Regions from separate parts of the Mus musculus genome. Here regions 1, 3, 4 and 5 are each linked to region 2. The links are chromatin loops, found by intact Hi-C in ENCODE. Cell type or tissue: heart. All regions are shown on one strand. Links, peaks and the distances in the headings refer to the core of each region. The heading gives the core; the rest is flanking DNA.

The links. Peaks named below come from ENCODE experiments on the same cell type or tissue, not always from the same donor. Only the 100,000 strongest peaks of a DNase experiment are listed, where the experiment ranks them.
Region 1: it touches region 2 in a loop (3-fold over the local background); 3 of 42 quality-filtered maps call a loop at or near these places.
Region 3: a loop joins it to region 2, with 9 times the contacts of the local background. A loop is called at or near these places in 22 of 42 quality-filtered maps.
Region 4: a loop joins it to region 2, with 2.2 times the contacts of the local background. A loop is called at or near these places in 2 of 42 quality-filtered maps.
Region 5: it touches region 2 in a loop (4-fold over the local background); 11 of 42 quality-filtered maps call a loop at or near these places.

Annotation. Positions count from the first base shown.
Region 1 is chr4:43,476,531-43,482,571 of GRCm38, reverse strand. It overlaps Sit1 (suppression inducing transmembrane adaptor 1), which reads left to right. Exons shown (of 5, transcript NM_019436.3): 5 at 1-489. Among named protein-coding and RNA genes, the nearest start is that of Sit1, 4.2 kb to the left of the region's middle. In heart, for the core only: CTCF peaks have their summits at 2,890 (motif pointing right) and 4,197; DNase peaks (open chromatin) are centred at 3,521 and 4,221; H3K4me3 peaks cover 994 bases; H3K27ac peaks cover 1,423 bases.
Region 2 is chr4:43,264,458-43,270,498 of GRCm38, reverse strand. It overlaps Atp8b5 (ATPase, class I, type 8B, member 5), which reads right to left and starts at 3,340. Exons shown (of 29, transcript NM_177195.3): 1 at 3,257-3,340. Unc13b (unc-13 homolog B) reads right to left here. Exons shown (of 40, transcript NM_001384106.1): 40 at 5,626-6,041. In heart, for the core only: a CTCF peak has its summit at 3,251; a DNase peak (open chromatin) is centred at 3,338; H3K4me3 peaks cover 775 bases; H3K27ac peaks cover 904 bases.
Region 3 is chr4:43,417,227-43,423,267 of GRCm38, reverse strand. Rusc2 (RUN and SH3 domain containing 2) reads right to left here. Exons shown (of 12, transcript NM_199057.3): 3 at 1,019-1,663; 4 at 642-827; 5 at 409-549. Among named protein-coding and RNA genes, the nearest start is that of Fam166b, 8.9 kb to the left of the region's middle. In heart, for the core only: CTCF peaks have their summits at 2,727 (motif pointing right) and 4,213; DNase peaks (open chromatin) are centred at 1,227, 2,727, 3,137 and 4,147; H3K27ac peaks cover 52 bases; H3K27me3 peaks cover 154 bases.
Region 4 is chr4:43,359,111-43,365,151 of GRCm38, reverse strand. It overlaps Atp8b5 (ATPase, class I, type 8B, member 5), which reads right to left. Exons shown (of 29, transcript NM_177195.3): 19 at 3,205-3,369; 20 at 932-1,043. Gm46850 (a long non-coding RNA gene) reads left to right here. Exons shown (of 3, transcript XR_001784271.2): 3 at 4,532-4,797. Among named protein-coding and RNA genes, the nearest start is that of Gm46850, 20 kb to the left of the region's middle. In heart, for the core only: no CTCF peak of the experiment used is centred there; no DNase peak of the experiment used is centred there.
Region 5 is chr4:43,376,635-43,382,675 of GRCm38, reverse strand. It overlaps Gm46850 (a long non-coding RNA gene), which reads left to right and starts at 693. Exons shown (of 3, transcript XR_001784271.2): 1 at 693-852. It also overlaps a transcript of Rusc2 not described here. In heart, for the core only: no CTCF peak of the experiment used is centred there; a DNase peak (open chromatin) is centred at 1,515; H3K4me3 peaks cover 411 bases; H3K27me3 peaks cover 938 bases.

The DNA.
Region 1 (6,041 bases), core at 869-4,868, 210 kb before region 2:
CAGGGACTCCTGCTGTCCTGGCTAGGGCATGTTTGGTTTCTAACCACCTCCAGGGCATTGAGACTTTGCTGAGTGGCAGGAGCATCCTAAGTTGCATGACAGCGTCCATACATCTCAGAGTCGGAAGCCTCCTGGTTTCCTGAGGAAGGAGTTGCAAAGAGAGATCTCCACACTTACCTTTTCTACGTTCTCCTGTAAGCCCCCAAACTCGTTGCTCACACCTTTCCCTCCATTTAGGGTTTAGCCAGGTTCCCCCATGTCCTCTCTAAGCTTACGCAGATACCTCATTGTCTCCTCAGACACAGGAAGTGGGCAGGGAGAAGTGGGTAGAAGCCAGAGAGGATGTGGGTGGATATCATGCATGGGAGAGCCCACAGCTGGAAGGCTCCTAGGGTCCCAAGTTTGGTTTCTGACCTGAAAGCTGGGGACAGAGAATGGCCTTCATGCTGTTGCCTCTGGCGTCCCCTGGGTTTCAAATAAAGCATCACAAAAAAAAAAAAAAAAAAAAAAGTTTGTCTTTAACCCAGAAGCTGCAGGCCTGTAACAGACTTGTAAAGGGTGTGTATGTATATGTGGGGGTGAGCTTTGGCATTGTGTCGTGCATTTCTGGGGGCGCCTAGCTGGGGAAAGATTGAAGAGGTAGATACTGAGGATGAAGGACTGGAGCCCTGCTACCTAGGTGTTATTCCTGATTCTAGAACATTCACAGGACTCATGCTCATGCTTAGAGCCACCCCGTTGCTACTGGGGTCGAAAACTCACCAGTCCTCAACTACTCTATTCATTACTTGTGTATCTGTGCCCCTACCATCTGGCCTAGCTCCTCCATCAGCTTCCACACACAACCATACCCCCACATCCCATGAGTTCTGCCCATAGTGGTCCATTCCAGCTTCTTCTTTCTCCTTCTTCTCCTTCTCCTCCTTCTCCTTCTCCTTCTCCTTCTCCTTCTCCTTCTCCTTCTCCTTCTCCTTCTCCTTCTCCTTCTCTTTCTCCTTCTCTTTCTCCTTCTCCTTTTCCTTCTCCTTCTTCTTCTTCTTCTTCTTCTTCATTTATTTACATGAGTACACTGTAGCTGTCTTCAGACACACCAGAAGAGGGCATCGGATCCCATTACAGATGGTTGTGAGCCACCATGTAGTTGCTGGGATTTGAACTCAGGACCTCTGGAAGAGCAGTCAGTGCTCAACCGCTAAGCCATCCCTGCAGCCCCCATTCCACCTTCTTAATTGTCCCCAGTCCTGGCCATAGCTTTGCTGTCACTACTTATGTTTAAAACCTCTATCCAACAGGCCTTGCCAGCCACTCACCGCCTGCTTTATTCCTAGCCTGCACTTCCTGCACTGTAAAGCTGCAGTAATTGTAGGCAGGTCAGCAACAGATCAGCACTGTGGGTGTGGGAGCCAGATTGCCCGAGTTCAAAGTCTACACCTTCCACTCATTGCCGGCCTGAGTGGTCCTTAGTAAGCAGGCCTCAGTTTCTGAGTCTGTGTGATTGGGAAAATATTCTTCTCATTCATTAGTGTGTGTGTGTGTGTGTGTGTGTGTGTGTGTGTGTGTGTGTACGTGCTTATGAGGAAGGGTAAGATGTCACGTGTGTGTGCATACATGTGAAACCTGGAGGCTAACCCTGGACATTCCTTGTCAGGCACTGTCTACCTTCTTGGATTTTAAATGTTTAAAAATCACGTTATTAGTAGTAATGGTGTTTGTGGGGAAGGTGATGGGGAGGGGGCAGGAGTTGGCTCTTTCCTTTTACTGTATGGGTATTAAGCTCAGGTTTTCAGAAGGGTCTGCAAATGCCTTTACCCTCCCCCAAGCCTCCAGCCACTTAGTCAGCTTCTTTTTGTTTTTGTTTTTGTTTTAAAGGCAGGGTCCCTTACTGGGTCCTACCACTACTGGAGTAGTCTAGGCTGGCAGGCCACAGAGCTCCAGAGATCCACCGGTCCCCGAGTCCTCCATTCTGGGGTACAAATACCTGCCATTGTATCCTGCTCTTTATGTGGGTGCTGGGATCCCACTCAGAGCACTTTACCCACAGGGCTATCTTCTCAGTCCTTTAAAAAGTCTTCTTATTTTTATTAATATTCATGTGTATGGTGTGCTTTTTGCATGTCTGTCTGTACACCACTTTTGTTCCTGGAATCCAGGGAGGTCAGAAGAGGATGTTGGGTCCCAAGAGACTAGAGTTACAGATGGTTGTGAACCACCATGTGGATGCTAGGAATTAACCCAGTGCTCTTAACTGCTGAGCCATCTTTACAGGCCCCTAAAGTTATTAAACAATTTAACCTTTATTTTTATGTTTATGGGTGTCCTGCCTGCATGTATGCATGTGCAGTCCCATAAAGGCCAGAAGAGGGAGTTGCTTCTCCTGGAACAGGAGTTATAGTTGGTTGTGAGCCACTCTGTGGGTGCTGGGATCCAAGCAGAGTCTTCTGCAAGAGCGAGTGCTCTTAATACTGAGCCAACTCTCCAGACCCTTGCTCTTTAACAAGAAAAAAAAAAAAAAAAAAAAAAAAAAGAAAAATAAGAAAGCTCCTTTTGAGCAGGGCGTGGTGGCACACGCCTTTAATCCCAGCACTCGGGAGGTAGAAGCAGACAGATTTCTGAGTTCGAGGCCAGCCTGGTCTACAGAGTTCCAGGACAGCCAGGGCTACACAGAGAAACCCTGTCTCGAGAAAAAAAAAAAGAAGAAGAAGAAGAAGAAGAAGAAGAAGAAGAAAGAAAAAGAAATCTCGTTTTGTGGTTTAAGTTAATTACCATATGTAAATCACTAAGACAGAGTGTTCAATAACGCTAGGGATTATTAAAATGAGGAAAACATGGAGTCCTGTGGAGGAATTCAGAGATAAAAATGACTCAACAGGTACCGAGTAGAAAACAGTCCAGCAGGGGGCACCACAAGGCAAAGGAGAGGAGGCTTCTATAGAGTTGCTGCCCCCCTACCCCCCACCCCCGCGATAAAGGCGATAGAAAGGAAAGGAGCAAGATGAGTCCGGTGGCCTGACAGAAGCCAGTCGTGCCAAGGAGCTTGGATTTCCTGCTTCTGGCGAGGTGGAAAAGAGTGAAAAACGGAGTGAAGCAAGGAATAAGCTCCAGTGGTCGCCGTGTGGGCTGGAGGCCTGTAGGATGGAGCTCGGAAGGGCCCTTACAAAGATGTCAGAAACATCGAACAATGTCTCAGTAGGCATGGGGACAAGGTGATGGATTAGAAATATTTCGGTTTTAAAACAAAGTGGCATCCACTATACACCCATCTTTGTGGTCCCATCACAGAATATAGCCCAGTTCTATACTGTTCAAGCTTTCGCCAACTCTCCCGGTGGCAACACACTGCTCTGTTTAACCAATCCTTGCACCAATCCTCCAACTTTTCTGTAGCCCATCTGTGATCCACCCCACTCTGGAAAAAAGTCCAACTCCTTCTTAGCTCCAGCATCCCATAGCAGAACGGAGGGGGGAGGGGGGAAGAAATCGCCTTCAGCCTGAGCTCCAGCGCCACCAACCTTTTTGGTGTTTGAAGGACATAAGAAAGAGAAAGCAAGCCGGGCATGGTGGCGCACGCCTTTAATCCCAGCAATCCCAGCACTCGGAAGGCAGAGGCAGGTGGATTTCTGAGTTCTAGGCCTGCCTGGTCTACAAAGTGAGTTCCAGGACAGCCAGGGCTATACAGAGAAACCATGTCTCAAAAAAACAAAAACAAACAGAAAAAGAAAGAGGAAGCAGAGGTTTTCATTTCTACACTTTTCTCCTTTCCATTTGCAAAGTCCCAAAGACATCCAGAGAGTAGGGAACCTTCCGTGAGAAGGATGGTACTGGGGTGCTTCTGGTCTCTGTACCGTTGAGGATGCCAACTTGGATCTCTCTAAGGGACACCTAGGTCGCAATCAAGGTCAGGCAATTGTGTGGGAGGGAGGAAGGATGGTTTGGGGGCAGACACCGGAAGGAGGGAACCACAGCATCGGGATGTGGGCTTTTGAGTGGGGCTGTGCTTCTGAAACTGGTTCAGAGTCCGCACCCGAAGGACGTGAGAGAGTTTAGGCTTCGAAGAGGAGCTGATCGGAATAGCACACTGGCACTAGCAGGAACCAGGGCTGAATGCTCTAAGGCTCAGGAAGCTGATTTAGAACCCCAGACTGGTCTCAGCACGAACTCAAAGCCTTCAGAACTAAGTAAGCTCCAGTGCCCCCTCCAGACGTAAAGAGGCAGCGCCATCACCTCTGCGCAGGCGTGATGAGGCCTGGCCCATAGCATCCTGGGAATTGTAGTCCCCTGGTTTGGCGTTGCCCATGACTCCAGCCCAGGGCCTTATTGGAGTTGGGCAAACATCGCTTATAACTGAGTTCCTGTTTGTTTGTTTGGTTGGTTGGTTGGTTGGTTGGTTGTTGTTGTTTTATGTGTAGCCCCAATGGCGTGTGTTCTGAATTTTATTTTTCTTTCAATCTCTGAAGCCTGTGTTCTATGTGTTCTCTTTATCCCTCCCTATCCTCTCAGTGCTAACCAAACCCAGGGACCTCATTCATGCTAAGCAATTGATCAGTGATATACCACTGAACCACGCTCATTGCCTGCCTCTCTCTCTCTCTCTCTCTCTCTCTCCTCTCTCTCTCTCTCCTCTCTCTCCTTCTCCCTCCTTCTCCCTCCTTCTCCCTCCTTCTCCCTCCCTCTCCCTCTCTCTCTCTCTCTCTCTCTTTCTTTCTTTCTTTCTTTCTTTCTTTCTTTCTTTCTTTCTTTCTTTCTTTCTCTTTCCTTCCTTCCTTTCTCTCTTCCTTCCTCCCTTTCCTTTCTTTCTCTCTTTCCTCCCTTCATTCCTTCCTTTTTCCTTCTTCTTCTTCCTTTCTTTCTTTCTTTTCTTCCTTTTTTATTTTGTTATTGTTTTTCAACACAATGTTTCTCTGCATAGTTCTGGCTGTTCTGGAACTTGCTTTGTAGACCAGTCAGGCCTTAAACTAAAAGATCCATAGCCGGGCGTGGTGGCGCACGCCTTTAATCCCAGCTCTTGGGAGGCAGAGGCAGGCGGATTTCTGAGTTCGAGGCCAGCCTGGTCTACAAAGTGAGTTCCAGGACAGCCAGAGCTACACAGAGAAACCCTGTCTCGAAAAACCAAAAACGAAAAAAAAAAAAACGAAAAAAAAAAAGAAAAACTAAAAGATCCGCCTGCTTCTTTCTCTCAAGTGCTGGGATTAAAGGCGTGTGCCACTATGTGTGGCTTTTTCCCTCTTTTTTTATTTGTCTTCTCTCATCTCTATCATTAAGGCTTACGCTCTGGCACAAATTCTAAGCACTTAACAAGCAAACTAAGACAACTCCCTTTCTAGTTCCTAAACCAAAGAACATAACCACACCTCTCCGGTTAGTCACCTCACCTGACCCAGTACAAGCCGACAGTTCCAAGTTCCTTTCTTTGTGGATTCTTTGGCATGTGTGGCACACACACACACACACACACACACACACACACACACACACACACACGGTGTATCATGTCAGCCAGGGGGCAGATGTTTCTGGGAAGTCACCAGAGCCTTCTTCATCCCTAGCTTTCCCTCTCGCTGAGACCTCATCTCTGATGATAGGTATGTAAACTTTGGAGCAGAGGAGAAGGGTTTCGGACCAAAGATGAACAGGAAGTTCTGAACTTCCTTATACTTAGAGGTGGTGAGGAGCTGTAGGCCATAGCAGGAGCTGCCTGTACTAGGCCTCGCCAGCGTTAACCTGGCCTTTTCAGTCCATCAGATGGGTTTGAAGTCCAGGAAGGTTTTGCCTACCAGTAGGGGGCAAAGCTGGGTGGCCTTGTGCTGCCAGGTCTTGAAGACATAGTCACTTAAAGCCTTGGCTCTAACTAATACATGGAAATAAACTTTAAAAAGCAACTTAGGCTGGGCAGTGGTGGCGCACACCTTTAATCCCAGCACTTGGGAGGCAGAGGCAGGCGGATTTCTGAGTTCGAGGCCAGCCTGGTCTACAGAGTGAGTTCCAGGACAGCCAGGGCTATACAGAGAAACCCTGTCTCGAAAAACAAAAAACAAAAAAACAAA
Region 2 (6,041 bases), core at 1,038-5,037:
AAAAGGAACTCAACATCTAAATAATTCAAAAGTGATCCAAACTCACTGAACAAAAATCCAGGTGATTTCCCCTAGTGGATGAATTAAAAGCCCTGATGTTGTGATGTAAGGATCCTGTAGAGCTTTTCAATGACTTTTTAGCTTTCTCCCATTAAAAGCTGAAGTCATTATAATGGGCAACAGGCCCCTGGGAATTGAGGTTCTCTTTCCCTTCATTCAGTCAGTGCATTTATACTTTGAGACCTTGGCTAGAGAAGGTATTTTAGCCAAGGAGCAACTCTGGCATGTAAGAAAGGTCCTAATATGAAGTGGGCATCCAGGGTGGATGCAGGCTACATGCTGGGTACTTTCATATTCCACAGCACAGAATCTTCACACTCATCCTTCAACAAAGGCACCGGCATCCTCAGAGAGCTGAGATTGAATCTTAAAGTACTTCAACACAGGGAACACTACAATATTTGGAAAGCATCCATGATGGTTATTTGTTCCCTGAGAAAAAGTTTGCTGTTTTCTCTCCCATTCCCCCAACTCTCCTGCCCTGGTCTGGGAAGCTGACTTCTATGGACTATATCCCCCATACTGTCTTGACTCTAGACTGCTTGTTAGGGCTTACCAATGAAGAGTACTAGCTGGCAACTGGAGCACATGGAAAACATTAGGGCATTTATTTCTCTGCACCTTGTTCAAGTTCCTGAAGTAGCTTGCTTGCTTGCTTGCTTTCCTTCTTTTTTAAAGATTTAATTATTTTATTTATATGAGTACACTGTAGCTGTCTTCAGACACACCAGAAGGGGGCATGAGATCCCATTACAGATGGTTGTGAGCCACCATGTGGTTGCTGGGAATTGAACTAAGGACCTTGGGAAGAGCAGTCAGTGCTCTTAACCGCTGAGCCATCTCTCCAGCCCCTGCAGTAGTTAAGACCATAGCTCTGGTCTGGAAGGCCCTTGTCCCAGAGCCTTAGCCCTAGCTTGACTCTGTATGAACAGTCCCTTGCTTTTACCCCTTCAGCCTTAGGGGCGCCACTCACTGCTGCTGCTCTCCCTTGTCTTTACTCCTTCACAGTTCTTTTATTGCTGACCAGGCCTTTAAGTCAAATCTTTGTGACCATATCAACTATCTTTCTGCCAAGACTCTGACTGCTACATTAGAAAAATAATCTATGGAGTCTGAAGAACCAGCTCAGTGGTTAAGAGTACGTGCTGCTCTTGCAGAGGACCGCAGTTTGCTTCCCAGCACCTACATCAGGCAGTTTCCAACAGCATGTAACTCCAGCTCTGGCTTCAGTAGGCACTAGCACTCAAGTGCACATACCCAAACACAGACCAATACACATAATTAAAATGTGAAAATCTTCTTAAAGAGGATAATAAGAAACAAATGCTTTGCTCCTTTGAAGTTCCATTCAGGTTCCAGTACCTGCAAGGGCCCACGCCCTTTTTTCTACTCCAAAGTCTCCATACTTCCTAATCTTCAGTGAAGTCTCTGAGCATTCTATATCAAACAGGGCAACTCTATTGTTTACTACTGCTGTGCTGAACCTAGCGTGACTTTAGTACTTACTTGTTCTTACAGTCAGACTGTTCAGCTTTTTCAATATGGCCATTCTTGGAAGGCTATAAACTCATTACGTTAGGTAAGTTCAACTGAAAAGAACATCTGAGGTCACCTTAACTCTTTCTTACACCGATGCTGATATTCAGGTTGACATAGAAGAGTCTTTTTCATAGTTATACAGCAGCAGAGGTAACTCTAAATTTAGATTCTTCCTACTGCTTCAATATGCTGTTGAGTCTGCATTAGATACTTAAGTAATTAATATGCTGATGACCACCCCTAAATTTATGAGTTGTCTCTTATCCAATGCTAGGGCCTGGACCTAGATGAATACCTGACATATACAGTAATTGCTCAACAAATATACTTTCCTTGAACTTGGGACTAAGCAAAACAAATTCCTTAAAAGTTACTTTTTCAGGCCAGGCGTGGTGGCACACCCCTTTAGTCCCAGCACTAGGGAGGCAGAGGCAGGCAGATTTCTGAGTTGGCTATACAGAGAAACCCTGTCTAAAAACCAAAAAACAAAAAAAAGTTACTTTTTCAGAACATAGAGGCTCCTGCATAATACTTCTTTATTCACATAGAGAAAATGTATATTTTCAAAGTTCTTTTATGTATATGAGTCCACTTCACCCGTCTGAGTTAGATATGGAAGGAATTACCACTCCAAATAACAATCCAGCAAACTGTTACACTAAAGACCAGACTCGTGAACAGCATGTATCAGAGCTGAGACCCACATTTATATCTTCTGATTCCAGCTTCAATACATCTTTGCCATTTTATGTTGCTTTTTCAGCTTTGTCTTTTTGCTCTTGGGTCTGGAAAGACCATGCAGGGGTCAGTCAAAACATGCTAAAGGGAGTAATTCTATCCTTTAAAAATCCACTAGTTCAGACCTTCTAACCTGAAAATTTTCCTACTTTTCTTTTGTTTAAAACTGTATCAAGGGGCTGGCTGGAGAGAGACTGCTCTCTCAGTGGCATTGGGGTCCCAGCATCCACATGGCAGCTCCTATCTGTCTCTAACTACGGTCCCAAGGGATCTGATGGCCTTCAAGGACACCAAGTACAATTTATACTTGTGATCGTAGCAGCAGGGAGGCAGAGGCAGGAGGATCAGTACAAGTTCTAGGGCAGTCTGGTCTATGCAGTGAGTTTTAAGCCAGTTAGGGCTATCCATCAAGACCCTGTTTCGAAGCAAAGAAAGAATGTCTACCTTGGCAGTTCCTCAGATAGATAGACACCTACTTATTCACATTAGAAAGTTCGTGGTAGAGAGTTTAATTTTTCCTGCCAAGTAGGCATTAAAAGGAAAAGAATGATAGCAAATGCCCAGGAATATTAAGAGTCTTGGGGAAATGAGCAAATTTCCTTAGCTACCAGGGATATGACACAGCTGGGAGACTTAGGGTTAACCTGCTTTACGGAATAAATGGACAAATGTGTGCCCTGTGGGAGCAACCTGGGGGAGGATAAAGACTCTTTGGAAATGTCTGGATAGACATCTCAGGGAGTGCCAGGGAAACCTGTATATCTGAGGAGTACTGACAGAGTTCTCTTGGTGAGTATTACAATAATTCTCAAAGAAGTAGGAGGATGAATAACCACTCGGTAGTTCAAGTAACATAAGGTCTCCAAGCAATGCTGTCAGAAAGAAAACCGTAACTTCTCCTCGGGCGCCCCCTACTTACCGTCGCCTCACAGCCTCCTACTCCAGCAACCTCCATCTTAACGCACCTTTCTGCGCTTGTGCCACAGAACCACAGCTTCCGCCCAGAGCTGGACCCGCCCGCCCACGCGCTGCCGCGAGCTCGTCTCCCGCCACGCCCCTTTCTGCAGATACTGAAGCTGGAAAGTCTGGCTTTGAAGTAGTTGAGTCCTAAATCCCTGAGATGGCCAAGTCCTGAGATGAAATCCTCAGATCCTTCCAGGGGCTAACTGCATGCTAATGAGGGGAGAATAACAAAGGGGCGTGCTGCCCAGAGTTGGTGGGGTCCAGATGGCTTCCCAGAGGTGACAGACTGAAAGGTAGTGTGGAAGGGGTGACTGGAAATTAACAAGAATGGACACAAGAATGTAAAATGGCACTGAGGGCAAATTCAGCTGCGGAATTGTGTGTATGGGTATGTGTGATGGGTATGTGGAGGGCACTCCTGGAGGGGTTTAAGTTTTAGCTTAGAAGCCACTGTGACCACTGAGTAGCTTTTTTTTTTTAAATTAGATTTTCTTCATTTACATTTCAAATGATATCCCCTAAGTCCCCAATACCAACCCCACCCCCTTGCCCTGCTCCCCAACCCACCCACACCCCCTTCCTGGCCCTGGCATTCCCCTGTACTGGGGCATATAATCTTCGCAAGACCAAGTGGCTTTTAACTGAAGAGGAAAGAGGACGGACCCAGAGAGATGGCTTAGTGGTTAAAAGCACTTGTTCTTGCAGAGAACATCCATATGGTGTTTCACAACCATCCACAACTCCAGTGCCAGGATCAGATGCCTTCTTTTGACCTCTGTGGGTACCAGGCACCCAGGTGGTGCATGCATACATGCAGGCAAAACACTCACATAAATGTAAATAAAACTTTAAAGTACTTTTTAAAAAGAGAGAGGGAGCAGGAACAAAGGCTGGGGTTTATCAGTGATGCAGAGGAGGGGAAATAAAAAATACTACGAGGAACTAGGAGTTAGAGTTCCTGATAGGCAAATATATGAGAGGGGCCATGACTAAGTAATAAAGACTGTGAACTTCCAAGATGCCTGGCTGCTTCTTCACCCTCTTGACCTGAGACAAAGGTCTGGAAATAAATAATAATAATAATAATAATAATAATAATAATAATAATAATAATAATAATATTGTCTTGTGGGATTTTTTTTTACCTCCTCCTGTCAGTGGAGCCCCTGCTGATGGAGTGCCTCAGCAAGCTCAAGGCCAGATCAGGACATATTTACACAACAGTTATGGGCCAACCAACCCCAAATTAGGAGAGGAAGCCCCTTCACACTTTACAAGTTCCTAGCCATCAAGAAGCTGGACTTCTGCTTTGCAGGAGGGTCTTTCTCTGTGTCCCTGCTGAATGGGAATATTTTCTCACTTTTAATAAAAAGCTTTCTTCTGACTGCTGAATCTGCCCTTTTGCAATTTCTCTACAGCTACCTGTCATGGTCGAGATTTTTCTCCCTCTGCCTTGTAGTTCTTTAACTGGCAGAGAAAATGAACCCAGTCAAGCCCCTTAACTAGACTAGTGGACTAGAAAATAGAGAGTAGGTTCACAGGGACATTCCATTTTCTTAGCTGGAGCCTGGAACTGCTATGTGGACCAAGCTGGCTCAGATTCACAGAGATCCAAATGCTTGTCTCCCAACTGCTGGTCTTAAAGTGTGAGCCACCCAACCCAGCCCCTGGGGACAATTAGGAGGGGAGGGGGAGGAGGAAGCAGCTTTAAAATGACTTGGCAACTGACTAGAAAGGATCTGTTTAGGAAGCAATGGAAATGGATCCAGTTTCCTGTTGCAGGTGCTGGCTACGGTAGGAAGAAAGATGTGAGGTCTGTATTTTCTGTGTCAAGTCTTTTCTGATTCTGTGAGGCCTCATTTTAACCTTCCTTTCTCTACCTTCCTAGTTTTACTACCACAGCTCATCTGCCTTGAAAAGAACTGGGACGCAAAGCCTAACCTGGGCTGCCATAGCAGCCTTAGCCCTACTCTATGTCCTGCATCTCTCCTCTGCAGATGCACGTTCACAGCCCAGGCTGTGATCCACCTCAGTGATCCTAGATGGAGGAAGCGTGGACTACTTCTCTGTGGCACATGTCAGCTCCTTCTCTTCTACATCTTATGTAGGAAGCTGATGTTCTAGGTAACAAGACTGTTTATGAGACTGGTTGTCTCAGCCTAGTGACTGTGGGTTCCGTAGTCATTCAGGACACTTAGGTTCCACCATTAGCCAATAACTGGAGTTGGGATAGGGTGTGTAACCAGGGGTTATTAGTCTAAAAGCTATGATTAAACATGACATTTTTATAGTTTTCACATATTCACAGAATTCCAGACTCCAAAAGCTGCTATAAGATAATTTATTAAAGTCTACCCTATAATTTCCCATAATAATGGCACATATAATAATTAAAAACAGCAAAGATGCTTGGTTTGTTTCGTGTGTTGACTGGCGCATTGTGGACAATGTAGAGTCCTTAGCAATTTCAGGCTACTATCAGGAAATCCAAAGATCAAGTCACGTTTCTGAGCAAGGGTCCAGGAAGCTCATCTGACCTGCTGAAAGGGTTTGTTTCTGACCTTCCAGCAAGCCCTCAGGTCCCCTCCATCCAATGCATACAGAGGAATCATAGTCCAAGCTCCTCCTTTATGCTTGGCCAATCCGTGGGGAACAGCAGCTGATCACAAAGAAAAGAGGAAGGCCAAAGACTAGATGTTTTCTGCAAGGACGACAGCCGGAAGGTTGTGACCATAGGTGAG
Region 3 (6,041 bases), core at 1,216-5,215, 150 kb before region 2:
TTAAAGATGGTCTCACTATGTAGCTCTGGCTGTCCTGGAACTGACTAGGTAGACCAAACTGGCCTGGCACTCAGAGATCTACCGGGTCTGCCTCCCAAGTGGTAGATTAAAGGTACACACTATCATGCCAGGCTCCAGGAAATATTTTTAAATTATGTACCAGCCTCTCTCATTGTACTTAATTTGGTGAGGGAAGGGCTGACGCCTGATTCTTAAGTTCCTGATACGTGGCCCTCATTCACTCAGACACTACACAAGCTTCAACTTCTTGCCCTAATGCTCATGGGCTCCTTATTGGTGTTTGGGGTTTTAAACACCCAAGTCTTCTGAAGGAGTTCCTAGCATGGTACCCGGCACCACAGGCTCGGATGGCAGGATCCCTGGACCAGGCTGGGTGTGGCCATGTACCTTTTTTCTGAAGTATGTCGATGGATATGGCCTCCGAGTTGCCATCGGGAGACAGACAGAACTCAGCGGGAGGCTTCTCGGTTAAGGAGAAGGGGTCCTGCAGGTCAGGACAGGTCAGCGACAGTGGCTTTGAAATCTGACCTAGAAAGAAGAAAAAAAGAAATCCCGAGAAGCTCTTGGCCAGGCCCTTCTCAGCTTGCTCTGAGTACAACCAGGGGACCTTGGTCACGTACCATTCAGCCGGCAATTCAGATGGCTGGTTGTGCCGAAAGAACCAGGGAACTCAAAGATGGGGTTCCTGCGGGCCAGCCGAGCTTCCGGTGGCCTTCGATCTAGGCTTCCTGACAAACCAGGTGGCCCTAATGGGTTCTTCCTCCTGTATTCCCGCCACTTGAGGGCCTGAGGGGACAGGTGGTTGGCTGGAAGTGGAAGCAGGAGAGAGAAAATAGTTAGAAGGAGCCAGTATTTCATGGCTACCAGGCGGCCGTGTAAAATGCTAGGGCTAGGCCAACATGTCAATCACCTCCAGCCACTGTGGACGTGACCCCCACTGAGAGCGTTAAGAACCCACCCAAAAGAGATGTAGGCTTGCTTGGAATGAAGCTCGTACCATTGTTGGGCCTGTTGGCCATGCTGCCCTCGCCACCTCCTCGAACCAGACTCTCTGCCCGGGTGAAGCCAGATCTCCAGGAGCCCAGAGGGGGTAAACTTCCTGTGCCATGAAGCCTGTACTCAGCCAAGGTCGGAATCTTCTGGTCCTCCTTCGGTGGCTGCTGGGATGTGGCAGGGCGCACAGTAGGAGGGCAGGTATGGCTCCATGGTGATACACTGTCGGCTGCTGTGCCCTGCTCTGGAGGCGGGGAGCAGGAGGTAGAGGCAGAGGAGTCGGTGCTAGACCCAAAGGGGCCGGCACTCCGGACTGGGGAGTAGCTTCCCAGGGGCGATGGCCGCGAGGTCTCTGGTTCAGGCCCAGCGTTTCTGGCGCCTCTGCCAGAGGCCTGCGATGTGAATGGCTGCGGCTCTCCTGAGGGAGCTGGGGCTGGGCCTTGAGCAGTAGAGATAACCAGCGGGGCGGGCTGCTGTGCGCGGCTGCAGGGCATAGAGAGGCTGTAGAGCTGGGAGAGGCTGTGCAGGGCCCGGGCCTTGGCCAGCTGCTTGGGGAAGTGATGTTGGAACACGAACGGCTGGATCGGTAGGGTGGTCGGCCTCTGTTCCTTGCTGTAGCGAAGGACGGGTCGGCTTTCGGTGCCACCCCCTGTAGCAACAGCGATGGAGAAGGACTGAATCAGAGAGACACTGAAACCCAAGCGGGAGGAAGAATCACAAGGATCGGTGATACCCAATGGGGATAATGGGCTAGCCTGGGCTACAGGCCCTGAACAGGGACAGGCAGGTTCCTCCTTTGCGGAGGGGACGCTGCTCCTCCCTGTAAGCCTGCCCTGCGCTTTTTATGACCGGGAATGCCTTCTGCCTCTCCACTTTCTCAACTCTGCAGGTGTCAAGGCATGTTTGGAGGCTCCGTGCTCACCTCACTGAGCAAGTGCTCCCTGGCAAAGGTAGCTGTGTTTCAGACTTTCACACAGATGGCTCCCAGGCCCACAGCATCTAGCTCCCCTTGACCATCCTGCTGTGGAAAGGGCTTTGCTTTCGTTTTAAACGAAAACAGCCTGGCTAGAAACATTGTTCCTAAACCGTGTCGCCGGAAGCTTCTACACTCTTTTCATCTACGGGCTCTGCGCGGGTTTTCCTGATACCTTCCATTTCTGTCAGAGTCAGTGCCAAGATGTCGCTGACTTCAAGTTCTCTCTACCCATCCACCACCCTGTCTCCACTCACACACTCCACTCCGATTTTGAGCAAATTCAGCAGTAAGACAAGTAAGTATTTACTTGTAGCCAAATCGGCCAAACTTCATTTTGTTTTTTGAGACAGGGTTTCTCTGTGTAGCCCTGGCTGTCCTGGAACTCACTTTGTAGCCCAGGCTGGCCTCGAACTTAGAAATCCACCTGCCTCTGCCTTCCAAGTGCTGGGATTAAAGGCGTGCGCCACCACTGCCCGGCTCCCTGTATGTGCTCCCAATCCTGATCTCTCCCATGATCCCCTCCTAAGAACTTCAAAATCTACCTCTGCTCTCTTTGAAGAGGGATATTTTCCAACTCTTGGGATTTTTTTCCCAGCCACGTTTCAGGTCAGTGTTCCTTAAATCACAGGTCCCAGAACTAAACTGAGGTCCAGAACAATGCAGGGTGCCACGGTATTTGTTAATGAACTGTTATCTCAATAAAACACCGTTCATGCTGCAGCTATCTAAATGAACACAAGGTGGCGCCACACACTCTTCTAGGGCCTAAAGCCCTGGGCGTGGCTCAACAAGAAGCAGGAGGAATTCATTTCTCCACAGATCAAGAAACTTATTTGTGTTTGTTTTTTGAGACAGAGTCTCATGTAGTTCAGAGTGACTTTGAACTTGCTGCGTGGCTAAGACTGCTCCTGCCACAGCTTCTAAGTGCTGGCTTTGTTACAAGTCTGAGCCACCTTGCTACACACAGATCAGGGAAATTTAAGTTAAGTTGTTGTCTCAAGTTAAGGTCACTCAGCTGGGAAATAGCAGAGCACAGAATGTTGCCCAAACCAGAGTCGGCTTCTGGGGCCAAAGTTCTTGACCACATCACATTACACACACAGTGATGTCAGGCTGGGTTTGCTGGGCCATCTTTCTTACTCACGTCATGGAGTCATGAGGGATGCGTACACAGGCTCATAGAGAAGTGTTCACTCATGCTCCCTGACATCCCCAGTTCTCAGAGGACAGCCTGTCTTCCTTGATGTGCTCAACACACCTCCACCACTCAGTCCTTAATCATACCTAGTCACTAACGCCCTGGGGCCTCGTCCCTGCTGTGATCTGCCTGAGATTTCATCAGTCCCTTCCTGCTCAGCCCTCTCACCCAGTTTCATTTCCTTTTTGTAAAGTGTCGGGAAGAATTTTCTAACGTGTTTGCTGCCTGTTACTCTTCACAGGATTTCCAGAAAAGTCGGGACCAAATCCTCTCAGTCGCTGTGTCTCTAGGGTCTGGGCGCATCTCAGGAACCGAACAGTTAAATGAACGACTCTCTACTTCTGATTCAGTCTAGTCTCCTCTGCCTCAAATCACCTTATATAAATCTGATTTTCTTGAAAAAATGAATTTATCTGTGGTTGTTGCTCAGAGAATAAAGATCACATGTGCTGTGTACCTGGGAAGCAGCCCCAGTTCCTGGGTTCCTTCTTACAAGGTAGCATCCAGAGTCCCAGGGGCAGCCAGTCAGTGCTCTGTGTTCAAAGGAAGGAAGCAACCCCCCACCCCCGCTGGAATCTACCTCTGGGCATGGATTTGGGAATGGTTGATGCACATTTTGCAATCTGTTATTCGCCCCAAATCAACTCAAGGACACTTTACAAATCGAATTTCACTCTGGCCTCGGTCTGATTAATTTTGCTCTATCAAGATTTGGCAAGATCCCTTTTCTCAACCGCCGACCCTGCTGCTCAGGTTCTCAGGAGGAGCCTCAGCTTCTTCCAGTCCTGTCCAAACTGGTTCTTCCTTGGCTATCCATAAATTCAACCAACTGTCAACTCATTTGTTGGCTTTAAAAAGAGTGCACAGGATCAGGGGAAAGAGGGTGACAGCGTCACTGGAGGCTGCCCTGACGGAGAAGTCCCACTGGGACTGGGGAGGAAGCGCTTCTGGTAGAGAGCCTGCCCAGTAAGGCAGTACTAAGCCCGGTCAGTCCGAAGGGCTGAGCGTACCCAGAGGTTCATTCCTGTAGTCCCAGCAGGAGGCAGAGGCAGCGGCCTCAAGGTCGTCCTTGGCTACACAGTTTGACGATAACCTGGGATTCATAAGACCCTGCTTCAAAATAGTTTAAAAAAAAAAGTAAACCTTATTTCGTGTGTGTGTATGGGAAGAGGCATGCGGAAATCATGGGTTAATTTTTTCCTTCCCCCATTTAGACTCTAGGATCAAAGAGCCTATTGGCAAACGCCTTTACTGGCTGAACCATCTCGCTGACCCAAGAAAAATGCTTACATTTTTAAAAATATCAAAAGCTCTTTAAATTTTTGAGTCTAGTGAAAACACTTCAGTGGCTGCTGGCTCTCTCCTCTGTCTCTTCCTCTTTCCTCTCCTTTTCTTTTGTTCCATTATCTTGGATATGTGGTGTCTCTGTGTGTGTACACACGTTTGCATGCATGTGAGTATTTGTGGAGGCCCCCAAGTTGATACTGAGACTCATCCTTGATCACCCATCTACCTCAGACCCAGAGCTCTTGGATCTGGTCAGTCTTTGTAGCATGCTCTGGGCATCCGTCTCTGTCTCCTGAGCCTGGAATTATGGGTAGGCTGCACAGCTACCAGGTATTGGTGGCATCTGCAGTTTCGAGGGTGGTGACTGTGATACCTGGCAAGGTGCTTTAATCACCAAGCCACCTCTCCAGACCCCCTTTAAAATATTTAAACATTTTGAGACAATATAGACCTGGCTGGTCTGGAACTTGCTATGTAGAACAAGCTGTCCTCAAAAATCACAAAAGTCTACCAGGCCTCTTTGCCTCATGAGTGCTGGGATTAAAGGTGTGTGCTACCGAGCCTGGCTGAAATATGTATTTTAATGATCATTGTGTGTGTGCACGTACAGGTGTGGGAGTCAGAGGACAACTGTGCAGGGTGGGTCCTGTCCTTTCATGTAAATTCTAAGGATTGAACTCAGGTCACCCAGCTGCGACCACAAGGGCCTCTACCCGCCGGGCCACCTCGCTGGTCCCATCTTAAACTTCGGATTGAATTTTCAGCCTTCGCTTCCTAAATGCTAGAATTACAGGTGAGCCCGACAAGCCCAGCTTCATCTCCAACCTTGAGGGTTGCTTTGCTCAGCCCTTAAGTCACACTATCCATCCCCTGGTTCTATTCCTGTTTACTTTGTAATTCCACACATTCTTCATGGATGACCACTTTTAACTACCCCTCCTCCCTCCCGCCCTCCCTGGCAGGGTCTCACTCTATAGCCCCGTCTGGGTGAGAGATCACCGAATAAGTAAGGCAGTGTGCTTAGAACCCACAGAGGCCCACTACTGCTCCTAACCCCGTGACCTCCCACTCTACAAGGCAGGCTCTCCTGTCGGAAGACACTTCTCCACACCTCCCACCCAACCCACCAAGGAGCTTTCTAAAGTGCAACTCAAAATGTGCCATTAAGCACACAGAAAACCAAACCAAACAATACCAACACAGCCACTCTCCTGATCAAAATCCTTCGGTGGTTCACCCCCACCGGCAAGGCTCTGCTAAATTAGTCTACTGCAGTTCCTGGAAAGCGCCAGACTCTGCGCCTGCGTGGCTTTGTACATCACGGGAGAGCCTAGAATGTTCTTAGAAGAGAGTCTACAAAACCTAACCCTTATCTTTCTTCCAGGCTTAAATGTAAACCGTTGAGTCCCCCCCTAACACGCCAGACTAGCAGAGATAATCTTCTGGGCTACTTGCACCTTACACTGCTACTTTGCATGGTTTCTTGCTTCCCTTTTGTTCTGTCCTTGCTTAGAATCCCAGGAGGACAGATTCTCTCTCCAGCACTGCTTCAGCACAGACCCTGCT
Region 4 (6,041 bases), core at 948-4,947, 95 kb before region 2:
AGGCAGCGATGCCAGGTGGTCAGTCTTGGAGTCAGGCGCTCTCCCCCTCTGAGTTATCTTGCTGGCCCGCGGATGTGGTTTTTATTGGAGTCAGGCGCTCTCCCCCTCTGAGTTATCTTGCCGGCCCGCGGGTGTGGTTTTATAGTTCCTATTTCTATTCTACATTTTATGAGAACAGAGACATGCTCAAGTTATAGCATTTCTTTATATTAAGAAATCTGGAATTTGGAATAAATTAATGCTAAAGAAAAAAATTAATATCCAAATACTAGATAAAAATATGATGAGAATTCAGAAAAGAAGTCCCAGAATTTTTTTTCCCAGAAATTTCCTCTGGAAGTCCTTGAAGGATTCATAGGACTGTGTAGGAGAAGCAAAGGTGTTTTTGAGTAGAAAAACAGCCCAAACCTGGGAGTAGGAATTTAGTTTAGGGAGACAGATGAAGATTATGATTACAATAGGGAGATAAAGCAACAGAGTATCTAGGTCCTTGAAGGCCAAAGGGTGTTTACATCATGAAGTCACCATGGGGTCCTGGGCAGAGGGGTAACACAGATTAGTCTATGTGAGGAGGACTAGGCTGATGGTTGTGTGGGTTAAGCTGGTGGGTGTAGACTACACCGAATCAGTAAGAGGGGGGAGAAGACAGGAGGGGATGGTAGCTGAACAAGGGTGGCGGCAATCAGGATTTTCAGATGAGAAGGTGGCATTCGGGAAGAACAGGCCATGGGGACAACAGAAATGGTGCTGTTAAAGACCATGTTATAAAGTAGCCACTGTACAAAGCAAATGACAAATTATGTCCAAAAGTGGAAAGGAAGGTAGCACCTGCGTAGGCCTTGGTCAGAGCTACTGGCATCTGTCAAGCCAGCAAGGAAGGAAATGTCTACCTGGCAGGAAGAGGGCTCTCTAGGATAGCGCTGACCTTTACCTTGCTTATCGCCAGTCAGAACCCATATTTTAATTTTGGCTTTGCTCAGGGTGACAATGGTCTCAGGTACTCCTCTCTGAAGCTTGTCTTCTATGGCTGTGGCCCCTAGTAACTTCAGACAGGAGACAATCGGTGAGTGAGGTCAGGGATGAGAGCTTCAACACTAAGAGCAACTAGAGACCGTGTGGGCCCCTCAGTGCTCTGAGCTCCCTGTCCTGGCACGAGGACCCAGGAGGAAAGACGTAGCATGCTCTGCCCTTGACACACACAGCTGTTTGTTTCAGACAGGGTCTTGAAAATGCAGATCTGGCTGTCCTGAACTCACTATGTATAGGCTGTCCTGAACTCACTCTGTAGACAAGGATGACCTTGAACTCACAGAGATCAACCTGCCTCTGCCTCCCAAGGAGTGCACCACTATGCTGAGCAATACCCACAGTACCTTAACCACACACTGAAATTTAGAAACACAGCATTAGAAGCTGGAGAAAGAGTGTTGCCTAAGTTGTATATGAAGCTCTCTGCCCACACCAAGCCATCTGTGTCTTGGTCCCTTCGCCTCTCCCTGTACCACAGCTTCTTCCCAGGGCCCAGTGTGGTGAGTTCTAGAGGAGAGATTTCCAGTTCCCTTCAACCCCACAAGACCTTAAGTGTTATGTTTTGATCCTTTTGAGACCATCTGAAACTTCTGAAACTTTCCACCTCCCTGGGTTACAAGAACGTTGGTCTAACACTGAGCCTGTTTATAGTCTTCCTAAGGAGCTGAAGTGGGGCTGAGCCCCACGGCTAAACTGAGACTGGGAGATGGACAAGCTACTAAGTGATTCCTGCTAGGTCCTCAGAAAGGCAGACGGGAAGGAGAGCTCTACTGACTATTGCTGTCAGTAATTTATCTTTTTACAGTAGAGCTACCTGATCAGTCTTGTAAAACACACACACACACACACACACACACACACACACACACCTCCTTTTATGGTCTTCTTAGCTTCTCTTTTTCTTTTTCTTTTTTTGGTTTTTCGAGACAGGGTTTCTCTGTGTAGCCCTGGCTGTCCTGGAACTCACTGTGTAGACCAGGTTGGCCTCGAACTCAGAAATCCGCCTGCCTCTGCCTCCCGAGTGCTGGGATTAAAGGCGCGCGCCACCATGCCCGGCTTCTCTTTTTCTTATGCCCATAATCCACCCACCTGCACATTCTACTGATGCTCTTTAAGAGAACACAGTGCTGCACTCTTGTGTGCCCTTCTCCTTGGTAGCTGCTCTGCGCAGTGTGCAGAGTGGAGACTGCAGAAGATGTCTTCTCTGCTTGAACCCTCCTGTGGCTTCCTGCCCTTTGTCAGCACACTGGCCCCTGAGGACTCTCATCTTCCCTGTCTCAGGGCTCTTTTTCTGCTCCTTTCACTCACCCTGTCCCAGCTGCTCCGATCTTTAACTAACAGGTTAAGCCTGCCCTTGCTCAGGTCTGTTCTATTGCCACCACAGCGCGCGAAGAGCTTGCTTGCACAGCTACACAGCTGGACAGCTGCTTGGCCTGACATCTTCCCGAGGATTCTCTCAGATGTCTTCCTCACCATGCAGATTAGCTGCCTTATGTAAGATGTAACACACATATGTGTGTGTGTGTGTGTACACATATACACACATATCTTTTTGCTCATTTTCTCTATTGGTATGTAGGACAGATCCATCCTACGCAGCCCTTTAACTAATCTGTCTATGAGAGTAATTCATTCTGAATTATTGAACCTGTACATTACTCAGATCTTCTCTTCTGGGTTGACTCCTCCTTCCCTCCCTCCCTCTCTTCCTCCTCATTTCCTTTCTCCCACTATTTTGAGGCAGAGTCTTGATCTTGCTATGTACCTGAGGATGAGCCTGAGGCCGCACTCCTCCCGGCTCGCCCTCCCAAGGGCTGCAATTACAGTGCATGGCTCCCATACCCAGTTTCAGGCCCTGCTGAGGGTGGAGCCCGGGGCCTCCTGTGTGCTGGGCCAGCACTCTCTCAACTGCGCTCACTCCCAGCCTCGGACTATGTCGTTTCTTTGAGCAGATTTTAGGGGGTAAGAAGGACTTAAAAAAACTTCAGTCAGAACAATTGTTCAGGATGGATTTAGATGGTTCTGGGCATGTCCAATCGGTCTGAATTTCTGTACTTAGTCTCCCAGGCACAAAGGTTCCGAGCTTTCTGTTGAGCCTGCCTACCCTCCTCAGGCCTCTGGGTGCCATCCCCACCATCCCTGCACTCAGTTTGTCTCGAGCTTCTTCAGACTCACCATCAAGTCTCTTTCGATTTCTTCATAGACCAGAGCTAGTTTCCTTTCTCGATTCTCTAAAGTCAGCCAGGCTTCACCATGCTTTTTAATCCATGTCTGGAAATATGCCTTATCCAGCTCTCGGTAAGCTACCATGAGGGTGCGAAGGCCTTCGCTGGCAAAATCCTGGAAGATGAAGATGCGTGCGTGCCAAGTCTCAGCTGGGTAAGGCTGAGATAAGGAACTGGCAGCCTGATTCCATAGGGCCCCTCTGCCTGTGAGCTAGGGTTTCCTGCTTGGTACCATGGGACCATTCTTGTACTAAGCAATGTCCTAAGGAAGTCAGGTGAGGGATGCATGTATGGGAGACTGAGAGAGGCAGGTCCTAAGTTTCAGGCCAGCCGAGGCTATATAATGAGACTATATCTTAAAGTTAAAACCAAACAAGGTTGAAAATGTTTTCAGAAAGAAGGTTCTAGGTTTTAGCTATAGCTTGCCTAGAATTTGTTATGCGACTCAGGGAAAGACCAAGTCTTCTAGGTTTCTTTCTTCTAAGATTTGGGTGATAATGTGCTCCTTACACAGAGGGGGTGACCATGGTGTGAAAGTGGAGGGAACAGTAAACTAAGGAGGAGTTGCTATAAGGTGAGAATACATAGAAAGGCATTACTGCTTTTTGCAAATACACAACCCATTTTTCCCTCGCCCTCTCTTGGATAACAGACAATTTAGATAGTGCACACTGCAGTCTGTCCACATCTTACTGCTCAGCTGAGATGTACAGGCAACTGTGCTAATAAGACCACAGAAGAAACTTTCTTGGATGAGTTTGTGTTTATTCCTTGGCCACAGATGTATCTTAGCCATAGGCAGCCCTGCTGCAGGAGTACCCTTGGTCATAAGGAGGCCTGGAAGAGAATGCAGGTCCTGGCTGAGAGAGCAGAGCTTGTCTACCTGAGGAGGGGGTCAAAAGCAGATCACTGTCCTAAGACCTTGAAACCAACAGTATTCTACATTAGTACTGTAGATAGAGTGAATGAGAATTCACTGGCATTGAAAGATCAGAGAAAACATAAATGCTTTTGTTCCCTGTATAGCTTCTCAGTTATGTTAACTTCAGGCTTAAACAATGTAAGGCAGTGCACATAGGGAATTCCAAATCTTAAGTGTTTGTCCTGTTGGACCAAAGATGATCCCAGGAGGCTTAAGAAACGGGTACAGCAGAAGCTGGTTCTCTGACATCATTAAGAGGACGATACAGTGACAGATTCATTAATCCCTCTGACAAATCACTTTACAGAACCTACTAACATCTCATCTCTACTTGTGTGGTTTTCTTTCCTCTTAGCATGGCCCAATGCCCAAGTCCTTCCCGCCACCTGCTTCTATGTGCGCCACACCCACTCCAGTGAAGTCTGCGAGGCAAGTCCAAAAGCTTGGCTGCAGTCCTGAGGCAAAAAGTTTCACGGAAACTGGTCTCCTGGAGAGTCTCTGGTGTCCCATGACCAGATTTGTCCCTGCTGTAGTGTGGAGCGTTTTGTATGCTTTATTGCGGTATTTTACTGGATAAGAGCTAGAAAACTCAGGGCTAGTTCAAAATAGTAAACTTAGAATTCTCATTACAGACATGAATGGCAGCCTACATTACATAATAGTAGAAAGAAGGTGGGTTGTGGTTTAAGGAGGAACTAGAGTATTGTATTGTTCATGTAACTGTTCATGTAATGGAACTTCCCTTGTGCATGTTTTTCTCTAGGCCCAGAGGAATAACATAATTAGGTATTTACTAAGGGACCCCTGGCGGTGGGTTTAATGATAGACTAGTATTGCACCTGGGCGTATCAGCCCTTTCACCTGGCTCCTGTGAAGAGCTGATTTTAGATAGGGCTGATCTTATCTCAGTTGTAAACACTGCCTGGTTCTTGCCAGTCTTTATGTATGCATTTCTCTGTCTTGTGTCAGATAACTTCAATGTACCTTGGCTGATGTGTCACCTAACTTCTTTGTTTTCTTCTGTAATATAAGTCTGATGCTTGCTTTGAGACATTACATTCAGATATAGAACTCTCTCTGTGTTCTCGTCTGTTTGTCATTTTTCCGCCAACTCCTTTCCCACTTGAGAACTGGGACCCTGAATTCTCCCATGGGTTGAGAGACCCACTGAGTTCAGTCCATGGCATATGTGACCTGTTTGCTGATCCCTGTTTTAGTGGCTGGAAGCTGTGCTTCTCTGTATTACAGCTTGAATTGCTGTACTGGCTAGTTTTGTGTCAACTTGACACAGCTGGAGTTATCACACAGAGAAAGGAGCTTCAGTTGAGGAAATGCCTCCATGAGATCCAAATGTAAGCCATTTTCTCAATTAGTGATCAAGGGGGGAAAGGCCCCTTGTGGGTGGGACCATCTCTGGGCTGGTAATCTTGGGTTCTATAAGAGAGCAGGCTGAGCAAGCCAGGAGAAGCAAGCCAGTAAAGAACATCCCTCCATGGCTTCTGCATCAGCTCCTGCTTCCTGACCTGCTTGATTTCCAGTCCTGACTTCCTTGGTGATGAACAGCAGTATGGAAGTGTAAGCCGAATAAACCCTTTCCTCCTCAACTTGTTTCTTGGTCATGATGTTTGTGCAGGAATAGAAACCCTGACTAAGACGTTTGGCATCGGTGGTTTTAGTGTAGCTACGTCCCATTATAAGTGGCTGCTAGGGCTGGCATCAGGAAACATGTCAAAATAGTTTCATATTTCAAATCAGGGCTGAAATAGTTTTTATGAGCATCCTTTGAAGACAGACTGGGGAATGTTCTCTGGGGAGGTGCTCTGGGTAAGAAAGCAGGATATAAGAAACTACCAAGGCCCGGACAG
Region 5 (6,041 bases), core at 1,272-5,271, 110 kb before region 2:
GGAATAAAGCTGGCGTTAGGCAAGGGCCAACTTGGGGACCGGGATCTAAAGGCACGGAGGGCTCAGAGGACCCACTGAGGTCACTGCCCGAGATGACAGGCAGCTGTGCTCCCACCGTGAGGACTCAGATGTGGGTTCAGCGATGGCTGGCACGAGCCGGTCCAGGCGTCTCGGGGGGGGGGGGGGGGAAGGAGGACAGTTTGAGGAGACGGTTGGGGGTGGACCTAGGATGGTGCCTAAAGGGCTGGCTGGTGCAGGGTTTCTGGAGGGTTCCTTGGACCTCCGAACAGCAGGGTCTGCAGCAGAGTCAGGGACCAGAGTTGTAGAGGGGAGGCGCGAGGGCGGGGCGGGCAGGCAGGACGCCTGGTGAAGGGCAGGGTGGGTTGGCAGGCCGAGGCCCCGTCCCGAGGGACCCCTGGCAATGTGGAGGCAGTGGGTGTCCAGGGCCCTGGTAGCCTCGGGAGAGGCGCGCCTACCTTGCTTCTCGCCTCGGCCGCGTCTCTCCGCGCGGGCAGCGTTGTCTCGCGCCTCCCGGCGCCTCCAGGGGTCGCGCGGCAGCCCACGCCGGCTCTCCCCTCCGCTCCCCTCGGCTCCGCGCGTTGGTAACGCCCGGCGCCCCCTGCAGGCGTGGTGCCGATGGTCCGCTCTGGGCAGCCCTCGCGCGGCCCCTCCGCGAGGCGCGTTGGTTCGGCCCGCCAAGCCCGCGGGCGCGCCCACCTTCCCGGCTGCGGCGCTGCGCACAGCGCGAGTCACGCGCACAGCTTTGCCAGGAGCCAGCGGGCGGAGTGCGGCGCCGCCCTGCGCTTGAGCTGGAGGAGCCGGGTGCGCAGACCAGGGGAGCCTCCGGAGCAGGTGCGTGTGGCCCCCAGCTTCGCCCGAGGCAGCGAGCCTCACTGTGGATTCCAGGAGAACACCGTGAAGAATTGGGAAAAAAAAAATGTTAAGAAAACAAAACCCCAGAAGAACAAGGACAGAACGCGAAAGCCTGGCTTCCCTTGAGACCAGTGGACTCAGCCACTGGGGTGTGGTGTGGGCAGGATGGCTCTCGGGCGTTGGTATTTTCAATACCCCATGCACAGTCAGGGTGAAATCTGGCACCCATACTCCTGCTGCCTAGGAGGGCAGCGCGTGCGGTGCTGGGTAAATGAAGGCTACCAGTGCCTCCCAACCCTGTTCTTTAGGAATCACAGCCTTGATAGGCCAGCCAAAGAGGCAGGTTAAAGTCACACTGCCTCGCAGTCACAGAAGTGATGGGAAATGAGTTTTAAAGAATGAGTGAGAGGTAAAAGTTTGTTGGGCACGGTGTCACATGCCTTTAATTCCACAGGGGCAGACGGATCTCTGTGAGTTTGAGGTAGGTGTTAGGCTGGCACCTCTGCTCATCTACATAAACTGGGCACCACCGCCCCCTCCCCTCAAACCGCCCTCCCTCTACTTAGAGAAAACTCCGGGCTAATATGTAAGCACATCTCCCTGTTTCCGGCAGCCTACCCAGAGTGCCCACCCAGGGGCTCAGTTTTTGACTGTGTATGGACACCATCCCAGCTCCTAGCTGGCACGTCCTCATTCCTCGCCTAAACTCTTTAAAATCCCCCTTGCTTGAGCCTGGATGTGTGACTTCACAGACCTCCACCGTGAGATCGGTGAGCCCACCTGAGAGCTGCCTCCTAATAAACCTGCCTTTATTTACTTTTAATCTGGTCTATATCTGAGTAACGTGGTGGGGGAAGAGGGAGGAAGACAGAGGGAGAGAGAGACTACATCTACCGGTAAGCCTGTTCTATGTGGTGGGTACCAGCCAGAAGAGGCTACAGACATAACCCTGTCTCAAAAAGCAAGCAAGCAAAAAGCAAAAACAGCTGTAGAAGGAGCCAGCATATGTGGGAAGACAGCGGGGCAGCTTTGAGGGGTGAGAACTGGTGAAGCCCTGGAAGGGACCGCTGGGCTGGCATGGATGATGGAGACCATCCCATAATGACTCCAGGCTTACCTGTAAAGGACGAAGAGACAATGAAATGCTGTCTTGCTTTCTGTTTTCTGAGGCAAGATCTTACTATGTAGCTCTGACTGGCCTGGAACTCAGTAAGTGACGAGGCTGGCCTCAGAGACCTGCCTGCCTCTCCAGTGCTTGGATTAAAAACTGTGCCACAAACCCCTGTCCCAAAGTCAAGTCGTGACGATTTTGCATGAGAGTGAAATGGAGAGGGTTGTTAGCTCTTCCTTGGACATGCAGAAGCCAGAAAAGGACGTCAGACCCCCCCATGCAGGGGTTGTGGGCCACCACGTGGGTGCTTGGAATTGAATCCAGGGCTTTCTGAATGCACTTGGTGCACATACGTATGTACGTGTAGGCAAAATGCCCAGACATAAAAATTTAGAAGAAATTAAAAAAAAAGAGGTTATGTAGTTTCAAGAATTGAGGCCTCCATTAAAATTCTTCTCTCATACATTATATTTGACCACAACCTTCCCTCCATTCTTTCCAGACCCTCTCCCCACATCTCTCTCAGATCCATTCCTTTTCCTTCCCCATCCAAAAAAGGAAACAACCCAAACAACAACAACAACATCCCACAAAAACAAAACAATAACAGCAAAAGAGGAGCACTTGCAGAAACATCAACCAAACAGGGCAGCTCATACCCATTCCTCTGTAATTCTTGTTCTCCTCCTGAGGACCCAACGCCTCCTGCCTCCATGGGTACCGGGCATGCACACGGTGCACAGACATGTACACGAAACACCCATATACATAAAACAAAAATTATAGAAACGGAAATGTACCCTTTATCAATGTCCCCGCCACTGTGATGACCTTAGTTCATGTCATTATTGAACCATACAGAGAACACTTCAATTGCCTCATAGTCTCCCTGATGTCACCTTTGTACCCTGTTCTCTATGAGAGAAGCTTGAGCAAAATCTTTTCAAATGGGATTTAAAACTCTCCACTGTTCCAACCTCATCTGTCTAACTACCCAGCCCTTTGTTGTGTTATGTATATAGCTGTGTTAACAACTATGTTAGGGTTATTACATTATTCTGCACAGAAAGTCTTTCCATGTTATTTATTTATTATTTATTTATTTTTGAGACAAAGTCTCACTATGTAGCCTTGTCTGGCCTGGAACTTGCTATGTTAGGCTGGTCTTGAATTTACGAAATCTGCCTGTCTCTGCTTCCTGAGTGCTAGGATTCAAAGCATGCACCACCGATTCCATAGATTTGAAAAACTCTCTCCCTCTCTTCTGTCTCTCTGTCTCTGTCTCTGTCTCTGTCTCTGTCTCTCTCTGTCTCTGTCTCTGTCTCTGTCTCTCTCTCTCTCTCTCTCTCTCTCTCTCTCTCTCTCTCTCTCTGTATGGCATAGGCATGCACATGGTTAAAGACAACTTTCAGCGTTCATTCTGCCTTCTAGCTTTATAAAGGTTCCAGGGTTTGAATGGACCAAGTCACCAGACTTGCTTGGCAAGCATCCTCACCTCCATCAGATCCTGTCACTTTCTCAGGACACCCTTCTTGGACCACTAAATATAAAGTGGTAGTTTGTCATTCCATAGCCTTTTACTATTAAGGGTGGCAGTTGTGGGGCTGGAGAGGTGGCTCAGTGGTTAAGAGGACTGACTGCTCGTCCACAGAATCTGGTTTTGTTCCTAGCACCCACATGGCTGCTCACAACTACCTAGAACTCTAGTTCTAGGGGATCCTCCTCTGGCTTCCACAGACACTGTGCATTTGTGGTGCACAGACATACATGCAGCAAAACATATACAGCAAAATAATGAAAAAAATCAGAGTAGCACCTATCTGCTAAACTTTGAATAATGGTTTGCCCCCACCCCCCGAATTCATCATTCCCCATGACAAGGTATTAAGAGAGAGACCTGTACGGTTAGGACTCTGTCCTCATAAATGGATTTTAATAATTAATGGGTTAATAATTTATCTCAAGAATGGATCACCTATGGAAGTTAGTTTGGTTAGGTCCCTGGAACACTCCATGGCTCTTGGCTTGTACTGCTATGGCTTCTAGTAACAGACAGGCTGTTACTAGATGTGGCTTTCAGGCCTTGCCCGGAACTGTTAAGCCAAAGAAGCCCCCCCCCCCTTTTTTTTTTTACATTGTGTGTGTTCCTATGTTTATTTCAAACCAAGCTTTTTTAAAAAACCAAATGGAATGTCCTTATCTGGTGGCATTACATTGTCAACAGCAGAACCTGGACACTGGGTGATGGTTACGTGTCGCTGTCTACTACAGACATGCTCTATGATGACAGAAATCTTTCTGTCTCTCCCTTCACCATGTCTGCGGCATCTCGGCCAGCACCGGGATCATGGTGCTCAATGCCCATTTGCTGTGTATGTGGGTGAATGTGATGAACAGAGAGTGAGATTTCCGCAAAGCCGTGGGACGGTCTACATACGAATCTATAGGTCTAATTAGCAAGCTATAAGAGAATGTGTGTCTGTGTAACTACAATCTTCAAAGAACAGAAATTGTGAAGGGAGGGATAACTATAAAACCATTTAATGACTAAATGTAGGACCATATGCCTATAATTCCAGTACTTGAGCAACTGAGGCAGAAGGATCACAAGTTCTAGGCCAGCCTGGGCTATGCTGGTAGACGCCATCTCAAAAAAAAAAAATTGAAAAGATATTCGTCTCTGACTATATCTTTGACTCTGAATTCCATGAAATTTCTAGTTATTTTTAGGTAGCAATCGATGTTTGTCACTTTAGCTTCCATTTTAGTAATTAAGGTGATTTAATGAAACTGAGATCTGTTTGGTTTTTAGAGAGAGGGTCGACCGCACATACCTCAGATTGCTCTTGAACTCATTATACAGCTAAGAATGGCCTTTAACTTCTCATCTTCCTGCCTTTGCTTCCTAAGTCTTGGTATTATGGGTGTACAACACAGCCTGGATTAATTTTTATATTTATTTCTTTTATTATTGTGATGTATAAGTGTTTTACTTATATGTATGTCCTTGTGCTACTGTGCATGCCTAATGGTGTTAGATGTCATGAGCCACCATGTGGGTACTGGGAATCAAACTCAGGTCCTTTGCAAGAGCAGCAAGCGCTCTTACCACTTAGCCAGCCCTTTAATTTTTAAAATTTACAAAGCATGCTTTGCCTTGTTCCTGAGCTCTGCTGGATTGCAGGTGCTCATGGCTGGTGGGAAGACACAGTGGAGCTCAGTGGATGCTTATGCTGACCCAATTTTCTCTTCTCCCAGTTGGCCAACCCTCATCTCTCCAGAGACTGAGCAGGACAATAGGGAGCTGAGGAGAAGAAAATTCTTACCTGATGTATGCTGTCACAAAGTGCTTTTAGACTCCAGCAAGTATCTACACTTAGCTTTTCCTCAAGGGGTCTGGGTTAGAGAGAGGAGGAGAGATCGCCATGACAGGGAAGAAGAAAGACCAGACTTAAAGGCCCGCCAGTGTCCCCAATTGTGTTTGGGTGGCAGAGGTGAAATAATGATTCTGAAAGATGTTATCTCAGGAGCACAGGCAGGGCCCAGCCACGGGGGCTGGAGAGTGGTTAAGAGCTCTTCCAGAGGTCCTGAGTTCAATTCCCAGCAACCACATGGTGGCTCACAACCATTTGTAATGAGATCTGATGCCCTCTTCTGGGGTGTCTGAAGACAGCTACAGTGTACTTACATATAATAATAAATCTTTGGGCCAGAGCGAACAGAGCCTGATCGAGAATGGGGGAAAAAAAAGAAAGAAAGGAAAAAAGAAAGAAAAAAAAGAAATGCCCCACTTGGGAGGCAGAGGCAGGTGGATTTCTGAGTTCGAGGCCAGCCTGGTCTACAAAGTGAGTTCCAGGACAGCCAGGGCTATACAGAGAAATCCTGTCTCGAAAAGAAACAAAAAACAAACAAACAAAAAAAAAGAAATGCCCAGCCAGTAAGCTAGTCATGGCATATTAAAATTAACTGGTGTGCGTGCGTGCGTGTGTGTGTGTGTGTGTGTGTGTGTGTGTGCATTTGTCTTTCATTCGAGAATCCAGATAGCTCTTGGGTGGGT